Linked DNA regions of Homo sapiens: region 2 is linked to region 1. Evidence: chromatin loops called from intact Hi-C (ENCODE). Cell type or tissue: Caco-2. All regions are shown on one strand. Each heading gives the region's core, and the rest is flanking DNA. Links, peaks and the distances in the headings are about the cores only.

Region 1 (5,370 bases), core at 185-5,184:
TAAGTCAGTACCTGGAAAATTTCCATTTTTGAGCTGAGTTCCAAAGAAGGAAATAGAGCAACACAAAGGCCTCGAAAAGAGGTCTCCAGCAAAAGGCTCTGCAAGTGCAAAGACCTTGACAGGAAAGAGGGAGGGGCCAAGGTAAGAACTGAGAAGGGAGGCATGAGGCGTGAGGCTGGAAGATAATACAGAATGTCCCAGGCCATGGCAGAGCTCGTTCCATTCACGAAGGCTTATCAGAATACAAAGTGACACTGATAGGCGGATCATCTTGAATCTGCTCATTGCATGAGTCAAGTCGGCCACAGACTTGAGCGCTTTATTATTAGTTAATCTTTTGCAGGCCCGCTTCTCAATGAATGAGATACACCAGGATATGCACGTGCATCTGAGAACCGCTGCTCTGAGATGGCAGGAATGGATCCCACGCAAATGAATCGCACCCCAAGCACAGGTGTTGCCAGTATGCAGGGATCTGGGGGCTTAAGAAGCTGCAGTAAAAGTGCCAGGTGCTGGCGGGATGTGGTAGCTCATGCCTATAATCCCAGGACTTTGGGAAGCTGAGGTGGACGGATCATTTGAGGTCAGGAGTTCAAGACCAGCCTGACCAACATGGCAAAACATCGTCTAAAAAAATACAAAAATTAGACAGGCGTGGTGTTGGGTGCCTGTAATCCCAGCTACTGGGGAGGCTGAGGCGGGAGAATCGCTTGAACCCAGGAGGTGGAGGTTGCAGTTAGCTGAGATCCTGCCACTGCACTCCAGCCTGGGCAACAGAGTGAGACTATCTCAAAAAAAAACAAAAAAAAAAAAAAAACAAAAACAAAAACGCAGGTACTGAGAGACCCATGAAACGATTTGCTGGAGATAATTTTCAGTTGGAGCTGCAGCTCCCTAGCAGCTTTCTCTGGCTGCCCGCCTAGTGAGATCCTCAGGGACAAGGATAGCTGCACGGGATAGTTCCAGAAGGAGTGGCCATCTCCATAAATAAAATCGGGTTTATTTAAAATAACTCCATTGTCTCTGGGCCATAAATGGTTTGGGATTGGGGTGGGTCTGAAACATTCAGGAAAGGCTTTCTGGCCCAATCAGATTGACGTGTGGGTTGGGGTCCCCTGCAGCACCCCTGTGGGAAGGGGTCAGCTTTGGTCAGTGAACAGTTCTTTTTACCTTTTCTTTTTCTTACAAAAATAAATTTTAGGAGAGCCTTTCGCTTCTTCCTCTTCCTTCCCTCAGGGATATAGGCATTTGAAGGCATTTGACTTAACCCTTTGTAGCCCAGGTAATAAATCCAAACTCAGCAAGATGGGCTGGACCCCAGAGCTCTGTGGTTGCCACTTTTTGGCCCATATTGAACCGATGTCCCCTTGGCATCTACCAGGGACTCCTCAGGGAGAGTGTGGGAATGATGGGGGAAGACTCGTCACTCTTTTGTAGAGCGTGGGGCAGATGATAGCAGAGACCTTCCAGGGCCCAGGGCTGGGGTCTTGTCTTCCTTGGATGTGGTCTAGCGTTGCTCCAGATGGTGGGTTTGTGGCAGGTGGGGCAGAAGCAGATGATGCAGTTGAGGCGGGTCTCTGGTAGAGAGTGATGTCAAAGATGAGCACTCCTTTTATCCCCTGACTCTTCTGAGGATGGCTGCCTCCTTGGTGAGCCACTTGGAGGTCTCAGGCTGATCATGCGGGATGGTGGCCCAGATGAGGAAGGGGATCCAAGGCGGTGGCCTTCCCAGATGCACTGGGCCCCAGCCCTTCTTCCTAGCTTCGGCTGATTACTGTGGGCTTCAGCAACCAGGGCCTACCTGTAGGTCTCCACATTTGTAAGCACCACAGAACCCAGTGCATCTTTGTGCACTCAAATCGCCCTTGATCCAGGGGTATTTTCTCATTCAGAACACACTTTGAAAGGCGGCCATTCCCCTTCTGGAGAAAGCCTGGAGAATCTACAGTGCCCTTAATTACAGTGCAAAGAGCACTAGACACACAAGGCCCTCACAGGCCAGCGCAACCCTGGGTGGAGCCTCAGGGTTCAGCTGACAAATGATGAGGGTCTTACTCCCTATGTCTAGGGGGGCTTCGTGGGCTGACTTCTGCATCAGGACTATGATGAGGGTGGGGGAGCGAAATTGAGGCACTCACGTCATGCACAAAATGTAAGAGGGTGACAAAAACCACAGTAATCAATAGAAATATATATATTTTTGAGACAGAGTCTTGTTCTGTCACCGAGGCTGGAGTGCAGTGGCACGATCACAGCTCACTGCAGCCTCGACCTCCTGGGCTCAAGTGATCCTCCCACCTCAGCCTCCTGAGAAGCTGGAACTATAGACCTGTGCCACCACACACGGCTAATTTTTAAATTATTTGTAGAGACGGAGGTCTTGCTATGTTGCCCAGGCTGGTCTCAAACTCCTGGCCTCAAATGATCCTCCCACCTCAGCCTCCGCAAAGTGCTGGGATTACAGGTATGAGCTAGCGCACCTGGCAGAAATAATTTTTTTTAAGATGGAATCTTGCTCTGTCGCCCAGGCTAGAGTGCAGTGGCGCAATCTCAATTTACTGCAACCCGTGCCTCCCTGGTTCAAACGATTCTTGTGCCTCAGCCTCCCGAGTAGCTGAGATTACAGGCGCCCTACCAACACGGCTGGCTAGTTTATTTTTTTATTTTTTTATTTTTAGTAGAGACGGGGGTTTCACCATGTTGGCCAGGCTGGTCTCGAACTCCTGACCTCAAATGATCCACCCGCCTCAGCCTTCCAAAGTTTTGGGATTATAGGAGTGAGCCACCACCCCCGGCCAGAAATATTTTAATACAATATTTTAATAAATCAAAAATAACCCAAAAACTCTATGATAAACAAAATATCAGAATGTTAAGTAAAGATGAGATCTGACAGGGCCGGGATCAGGGCGAGGTAAGGGAGGGCGAGTCATGGAAGAGCAGCTGGATCCTGGTGTCCATCCGCAGCTCGGGAGCCCTTGGCAGCCAGGCCTCGCAGGTGAAAAGGCTTTTTTTCCCTCCTGCCTGTCATCTTCACTCAGGCCACTAGGGGGAGAACGTCGACTACACAAACCTCCCGGCCTGCGGCATGGAGGCTGGGAGATACACCCTGGTCTCAGGCTATTTTCTAGATTGCCTGCCAGAAAGCAGGTTGTTGTTCAGTCCATTGAAGGTCTCTTTCAATTCAGCAGACGTGTCCTGAGCACTCACTGAGGCAAGGCTGAAGAATGCACCCGGGGTCCCCAAACCAGGTGAGGAGTCAGATCTATCTGGCACCACAACCTCATTCAGCAGCCGAACCTCCTGCGGGGACAGCTTCCATGCGCTTTCATAAAAGCTCCTCAGCCGATTCTAACCCACAGCCGGCTTTGCCAAGCTCTGGGCCGGGCTGAGGGGAAAACTAACACAGGAAAGACTCGAGTTCTGCCCTTCAAGGGAGGACATTTTGTGTGCCTCCCTTGTCCCGGTGTCATTTCCACAGCTGTCCTCAGGCCGGGGTGGCACTGAGAATGGAGCACAGTGTGGGTTTGAAGGTCACCTCGCAGGCCCAGCTCCTCAACCACAGCATCTGAGGGTGCTCCCGAAGACCTCTGTGGCTTCCCAACACTTTTCTCTCCCTGCTCCAGAGACGGAGACCCAAAAAGAATTTCTCCGAAAGAGGCCGGGCACGGTGTCTCACGCCTGTAATCCCAGCACTTTGGGAGGCCGAGGTGAGTGGATCATTTGAGGTCAGGAGTTCGAGACCAGCCTGGCCAACATGATGAAACCCTGTCTCTACTAAAAATACAAAAAAAAAAAAAAAAAATTAGCCGGGCATGGTGACGGGTGCCTGTAATCCCAGCTACTCGGGAGGCTGAGGCACTAAAATTGTTTGAACCCAGGAGGCGGAGGTTATGGTGAACCAAGATTGTGCCACTGCACTCCAGCCTAGGCAACAGAGTGAGACTCCGTTTCAAAAAAAAAAAAAAGAATTTCTCAGAAAGAGCCCAAAGATGGCTCTGGAAAATGGTGGGGTTTGTTTTTTTATTTTTTATTTTTTAAACATTCTCCATCTACTTTATACTTTTGCCTCAGATTGGCCCTGACTTAAAAACAATAATGAAGAGTTCAACCTCATCACAGGTGTTTATTTTTGCTGATGCCGTTGCAAACTTCCGACAGTCATTTATCTCCACCCCAAGTGGGTTTCAAGCTGATGCTGACAGCGGTCCGAAATGGCTTCCTCGTGTGAAATGTCCATATTCTATTTGGGGCTCTCTTATCCCATAAAACACACTTAATGTGTGAGCTTCAAGACATGGAGATCAAGGGCCTCAGAGGTGAAAGGCTAACGGGGCATTAATCCTCAACCTCCTCAGTTTCCTGTCACTTGGCAGAACTAGATGGGCAAATCACTTTTGAAAAGCTCCTCATTCCCTGATGTTGAGTCTGGTTCTAGGCATCCTACAACCTGAAACCGAGGAGGGTGTGGAGGGTCTAGAAGTGCCACCTGCCGTAGGAGTGTTGGCTGTTCAACCTTGAGGAGAGAAGACTGGGAGTCCTGGTGAGACTGTCAGGGAGTAGCACTGGTGGAGTAACAGCAGAGCTGAAGGGCAAGTGGGAGTTGGCAAGGGAAGCTGGATGGAGAGGGCTTTCCAGGGAGGGGCATGGCAGGCAAAGGCCCCGTGGTGGGGCAGGGCATGACACAGGAGAGGAATCAAAGAAGCCCCTCCCCAGGTCATGGGGGCAAAGTGTGCAAGGGGAGAAGATGAGGGGGCAGAGCCCAGACCTTGAAGGCTGATAGGTCAAACTAAAGATGGCTATCTTGACCATGAGAATAACAGGAAACCACAGAATGATTTTAAGGGGGCAAGTGACATAAGCAGACTTGGGTTTTGAGAAGACCACTCTTGCAGCTATAGGAGAAACATTTCAACTTACCCTATAGAAGAGCTTTCATTTTGTTTGTTGGTTGGTTTGTTTGTTTTGAGATAGAGTCTTGTTCTGTCGCCCAGGCTGGAGTGCAGTGGTGCCATCTTGGCTCACTGCAACCTCTGCCTCCAGGGTTCAAGCGATTCTTCTGCCTTAGCCTCCTGAGTAGCTGGAATTACAGGCACCCGCCACTACACCTGGTGAATTTTTGTATTTTTAGTAGAGATGGGGTTTCACCATGTTGGCCAGGCTGGTCTCGAACTCCTGACCTCAGGTAATCCACCCACCTGGGCCTCCCACAGTGCTGGGATTACAGGTATGATCCACGTCGCTCGGCCCAGAAGAGCTTTCTAATAGAATGCTAGACCTTGGGAAAGTAATAACAATAAAAACTAACATTTACTGAGTTCTTACTAGGAATGAAACACTGTGTGCTTTTCATGGATTAATACGTTTGGC
Region 2 (5,370 bases), core at 52-5,051, 100 kb after region 1:
ATGCTTAGATCTGGGAGGGGCTCCCTGAGCTCCCAGCCCCATCTGTGAAGGTGAAGACCTGGGACCAGGCTTGGGGCCTCCCCAGAGCTTCCCCCAGGAGGGGACCTGCCTCAGTGCTGGCTCAGACCAGTTCCAGGCACCATCCAGCTTGTCAAGCAGCCCAAAGAGCTGCCCTCCTCCTTGCCAGCAACCAGCATCCTTGTATTTCTGAGGCAATCCCTGGCACCAGGTGCCTGGAAGAGAATCTTAGCAGCTCTCATGAACCAGGATCTGTTCCTCAGAGTAAACCCTTGTGAACCGAATTTCAGAAGAAGACACCAAAGCATTTGGTAGGTGTCTCAGGTCCAAATGCCCGCCAGGGCCAGGTAGGTACCGTAAGTGTGCAAATACAGCTGGATGACTGACAGTGCGAGGTGGTGGGGACTGTGTTGAGCTATAAAGCCAGTGTTTCCCTAAAGGATATGATGTCTACTCAGCTCCTACCTGGTATTATCTTTCTTTTTTTTTTTTCTTTTGTTTTTTTTTGAGACGGAGTCTTGCTCTGTCACCCAGGCTGGAATGCAGCGGCGCAATCTCGGCTCACTGCAAGCTCCGCCTCCTGGGTTCACGCCATTCTCCTGCCTTCGGCTCCCCAGCAGCTGGGACTACAGGCGCACGCTGCCACGCCCTGCTAATTTTTTTGTAATTTTAGTAGTGACAGGGTTTCACCTTGTTAGCCAGGATGGTCTCAATCTCCTGACCTCGTGATCCACCTGCCTCGGCTTCCCAAAGTGCTGGGATTACAGGCGTGAGCCACCGCACCCAGCCCCTACCTGGTATTATCTTTCAGAGATGTAAGCTCCATGTTTCCAGAGAAACTGGGAATCTGTGCTTTCTAGGAAATTATTTTTTTAAAAAATTTTTTAAATTAAATTTAAAACATTTTAACAAATAGGAAGCCAATAAAACATTTTAAGTTAGAGTGGAATCTAGGCTGGGTGCAGTGGCTCACGCCTGTAATCCCAGCACTTTGGGAGGCCGAGGCAGGTGGATCACCTGAGATCAGGAGTGCGAGACCAGCCTGGCCAACATGAAACCCTCTCTCTACTAAAAATACAAAAAATTAGCCAGGCATGGTGGCAGGCACCTGTAATCCCAGCTACTTGGGAGGCTGAGGCAGGATAATCACTTGAACCAGGGAGGCAGAGGTTGCAGTGAGTGGAGATGGCGCCACTGCACTCCAGCCTGGGTAATAAGAGTGAAACTCTGTCTAAAAAAAAAAAAAAAAAGAAGAAGTGCAATCTAGACAAGAATGCAGAGCCTGAGAGGTGAGAGGTCTGAGTGTGTCTGGTCTTGACGATAGCCATCACTCCATTCTGAACCTCTGTCTCCTCATTTTAAGGGGAAGGCTGCCAACCTAGTCTGTGGTTCAGGTGTATGGTAAGGAAGCCTGGAACACGTGGTATTATCATTCAGCAGTGAGTTCCACAAGGAACACTGGAAATAAGTGGACCCCCTCTTCTTTAGGGCTCAGGTGAGACAGCTGCACCTCCCCCCAACCCAGCTCCCACTTCAAAGGAAGAATTCAAGTGGCCAGGCTTCTGCTGGGCCAGCTCTGGCTGGTTCTAGGCCCCTGCCCTTATCAGAGACACACAGGCAGGACATCTGGGAAGTCAGGCCTTCTGCTGCTCCCAACTGTGTGGACTTAGGCAGGTCATTTCCCTTTTCTAGAGCTCAGTTTCTCCATCTGTAAATGAGAGGGTGGGACTGGAATGGTCTCCCAGGTCATACCTGGCAGGGGAGCACATCCCAGTGGCAGTCCATGGTCTTCTTACCTAGAGTCAGGTCCAGCAGGTCTGAGATGGGAGGTTTCCCAGGAGAGGCTCGTGCACAGCCAGGCTTGGACACTGCTCCCTGCTCTGAAGCCCTACCCTGTATGTGCCAGTTCTCACCAGTAGACGTTTCAAGAAGAGCCCTGGCCGGGCGCAGTGGCTCACGCCTGTAATCCCAGCACTTTGGGAGGCCAAGGCGGACGGATCACAAGGTCAGGAGATCAAGACCATCCTGGCTAACACGGTGAAACCCTGTCTGTACTAAAAATACAAAAAGTAAAATAAAATAAAAGCCGGGCGTGGTGGCGGGCACCTGTTGTCCCAGCTGGAGGCTGAGGCAGCAGAATGGCGTGAACCCGGGAGGCGGAGCTTGCAGTGAGCCGAGATTGTGCCACTGCACTCCAGCCTGGGCAACACAGCAAGACTCCGTCTCAAAAAAAAAAAAAAAAAAAAAAAGAAGAAGAAGAGCCCTTAATAGCTCCTTTGTACACGCTTACTATGTGGCAGGCCCTGTCTTTGGCACTTTCCTCATGCTCTTATCCTTACTCCTCTTTTGTCCTCACAACGCCACCATGAGCTAGTTGGATTATCACCATTGCCTAGATGACGATACTGAGGATTGTGGAGGCTGAAGATCTCGCCATGCCATGTCACCCTGGGTGACACACAGCCACACAAAGGCCCAATCACTCAAGATTTCACTGCTCCTTCCCCCCAAACACATCAGGTATCCAAGGAATGACAGGCAGGTGGCAGAGTGCCACCTAATGGTGATCTTCTTTCATTTATTTATTTATTTATTTATTTATTTATTTATTTATTTATTTATTTTAAGACATTGTCTGACTCTGTCCCCCAGGCTGGAGTGCAGTGGCACGATCTCAGCGCACTGCAACCTCTGCCTCCTGGGCTCAAACCATCCTCCCACCTCAGCCTCCCAAGTAGCTGGGACTAAAGATGCCCACCACCAAGCCCAGCTAAATTTTTTGCATGTTTTGTAGAGACAGGGTTTCACCATGTTGTCCAGGCTGGTCTCAAACTCCTGAGCTCAAGCGATCTGCCCACCTCAGTCTCCCAAAGTGCTTGGATTACAAGCATAAGCCACTGCGCCCGGCCCTAGTGGTGATCTTTAAAGATGCTATGAGTAGCTCCCAAGTTCACTAAAGGAGCTTGCCAGGAGGGAGGCAGGTGCCCTGGCACAGTGGGAAAGATGACTCCCAAATGTCAGGGTGAAGGTCATGGAGAGCCTGTGGTAAAGGGCACCTGAACCAGGTCTGTGGAATGGGGAGTCTTTCCAGCATCTTGCACAGTGCAGCAAATAATGAAGCCAATCTAACTTTCTGGGAGTCATGAGCATGGATAAATAAAAAAAAAATTTTGTTTTGAAACAGGATTTCACTCTGTCACCCAGGCAACAATGCAGTGGTGTAATGATGGCCGCTGCAGCCTCGACCTCCTCGGGCTCAGGTGATTGTCCCACCTCATCCTCCCAAGTAGCTGGGACTAAAGGCATGTGCTACCACGCCCGGCTAACTTTTGTATTTTTTGTAGAGATGGGGTTTCGCCATGTTGCCCAGGCTGGTCTTGAACTTCTGGCTCAATGGTCTGCCCGCCTTGGCCTCCCAAAGCAAGGATTTTTACCCTTTATCCTTGTAACTCCTCTGTGACCGAGGAAGGGAAGGTCTTACTAATTCATTTTACACATGACCAAGATGAGGCTCAGAGAGGTCCAGTGACTCACAAGTTAGTGACAGAGGCACTCCTAACCCTTTGATTGCATTGACCTGAGAGTGATGGTTGTGATGATGGAGGTGATGGTAGAAACTAACATTGAGTGACTTTGTAGCAAGTCCATTAGGTAAGTACAGTTGTTATTCCCATTTACAGGTGAGGAAACTGAGGCTCAGAGAAATGGATGAACTTACCCCAAGGTGACACAGCTTCTAGGTGATAAAGAAAAGATTCAAATCCTGGTAATGTGACTCCAAAACCAAAGCTCTATTTTTTTTTTTTTTTTTGAGATGGAGTCTCGTTCTGTCATCCAGGCTGGAGTGTGATGGCACATCTCGGCTCACTGCAGCCTCCACCTCCTGGGTTCAAGTGATTCTCCTGCCTCAGCCTCCCAAGTAGCTGAGATTACAGGCACGCGCTACCACACTTGGCTAATTTTTGTATTTTTAGTAGAGATGGGGTTTCACTGTGTTGGCCAGGCTGGTCTCTAACTCCTGACCTCAGGTGATCCACCTGCCTCACCCTCCCAAAGTGCTGGGATTACAGGTGTGAGCCACCGTGCCTGGCCCCAGAGCTCTTTTTTTTGAGACCGGGTCTCTCTCTGTCGCCCAGGCTGGAATGCAGTGGTGCAATCATGGCTCACTGCAGCCGTGACTTTCCCGGGCCCATTCTATCCTCCCACCACAGCCCCCCAAGTAGCTGGGACCACAGGCATGTGCCACCATGCCCAGCTAATGTTTTAATTTTTTTGTAGAGATGAAGTCTCCTTATGTTCTCGAACTCCTGGGCTCAAACGATCCTCCTGTCTCAGCCTCCCAAAGTGCTGGGATTACAGGTGTGAGCCACCACACCCAGCCCAGAGTCAAAGCTCTTAACCACCGGCTCTTCTGGCTGAGGAATCCTCCCTGCCAAGATGCCAGTGACATAGGTGCTTTTCTCCAGCTCACCTTACTCCATTTACCCACACTGAGAAACTGTAGCTCCATCAGTGAGTGAAGCCCACACCCGCATTACTACTCTCAGAGACTCACTCACTCTCTGCTGTGTGACTTTGGATGAATTTCTTTTCCTCTCTGAGCCTCAGTTTCCACGTCTGTGAAATACAGTGTTTAAACTAGTTGAGAGCTGAGGTCCTGCTTTTCCATAGTCTATGAATCTGTGAGTTTATAACAATACAGGCTTAAGAATTTCTCCCCTGGCTGGGGGCTGTGGCTTATGCCTGTAATCCCAACACTTTGAGAGGGCTAGACATGGGGATCACAAGGTCAGGAGATCAAGACCATCCTCACCAACATGGTGAAACCCCGTCTCTACTAAAAATACAAAAAATTAGCTGGGCGTGGTGGCGTGTGCCTGTACTCATGGGGCTGAGGCGGGAGAATCGCTTGAACCAGGGAGTCAGAGGTTGCAGTGACCCGAGATCACGTTACTGCACTCCAGCCTGGTGACAGAACAAGACTCTGTCTCAAAAAAAAAAAAAATATTTCTCCCCTGCCAGCAATTTGAATTTGTCCTTGAATCAATTATAGTGAAAATTCTCTCTTGTCTCTTCTGTCACTCCCTCCCTCCATCTCTCTCTCTCTCTCCTCTTCCTTCCTCTTTCTCTCTCTCCCCTTGTCTCAATTTTCAGCCTAATTATAGTTAACTCTGTTATTTAGAGACTTATTATCCAAGCTCATTATGAGTAATTATTCATTCTGGAGGGGAAACAGCAACACTGCTAGTTTAATGCTTACCTGGTTCACTTAATTAGTAATAAGTCTTGGCAAAACGGTGGAATTCATGGGTCCTTGCTGGATGGGTGGGTGGGGAGAGGCTGTGTATTGTT

The links. Hi-C counts contacts between places; a loop is a spot of excess contacts. Peaks named below come from ENCODE experiments on the same cell type or tissue, not always from the same donor. Only the 100,000 strongest peaks of a DNase experiment are listed, where the experiment ranks them.
Region 2: a loop joins it to region 1, with 15 times the contacts of the local background. A loop is called at or near these places in 17 of 110 quality-filtered maps.

The regions. Positions count from the first base shown.
Region 1 is chr5:160,343,201-160,348,570 of GRCh38, reverse strand. C1QTNF2 (C1q and TNF related 2) reads left to right here. Exons shown (of 3, transcript NM_031908.6): 3 at 1-817. Among named protein-coding and RNA genes, the nearest start is that of C1QTNF2, 25 kb to the left of the region's middle. In Caco-2, for the core only: a CTCF peak has its summit at 3,058 (motif pointing right); a DNase peak (open chromatin) is centred at 3,050.
Region 2 is chr5:160,240,517-160,245,886 of GRCh38, reverse strand. No RefSeq gene overlaps it. Among named protein-coding and RNA genes, the nearest start is that of FABP6, 14 kb to the right of the region's middle. In Caco-2, for the core only: a CTCF peak has its summit at 2,580 (motif pointing left); DNase peaks (open chromatin) are centred at 600, 1,603 and 2,534.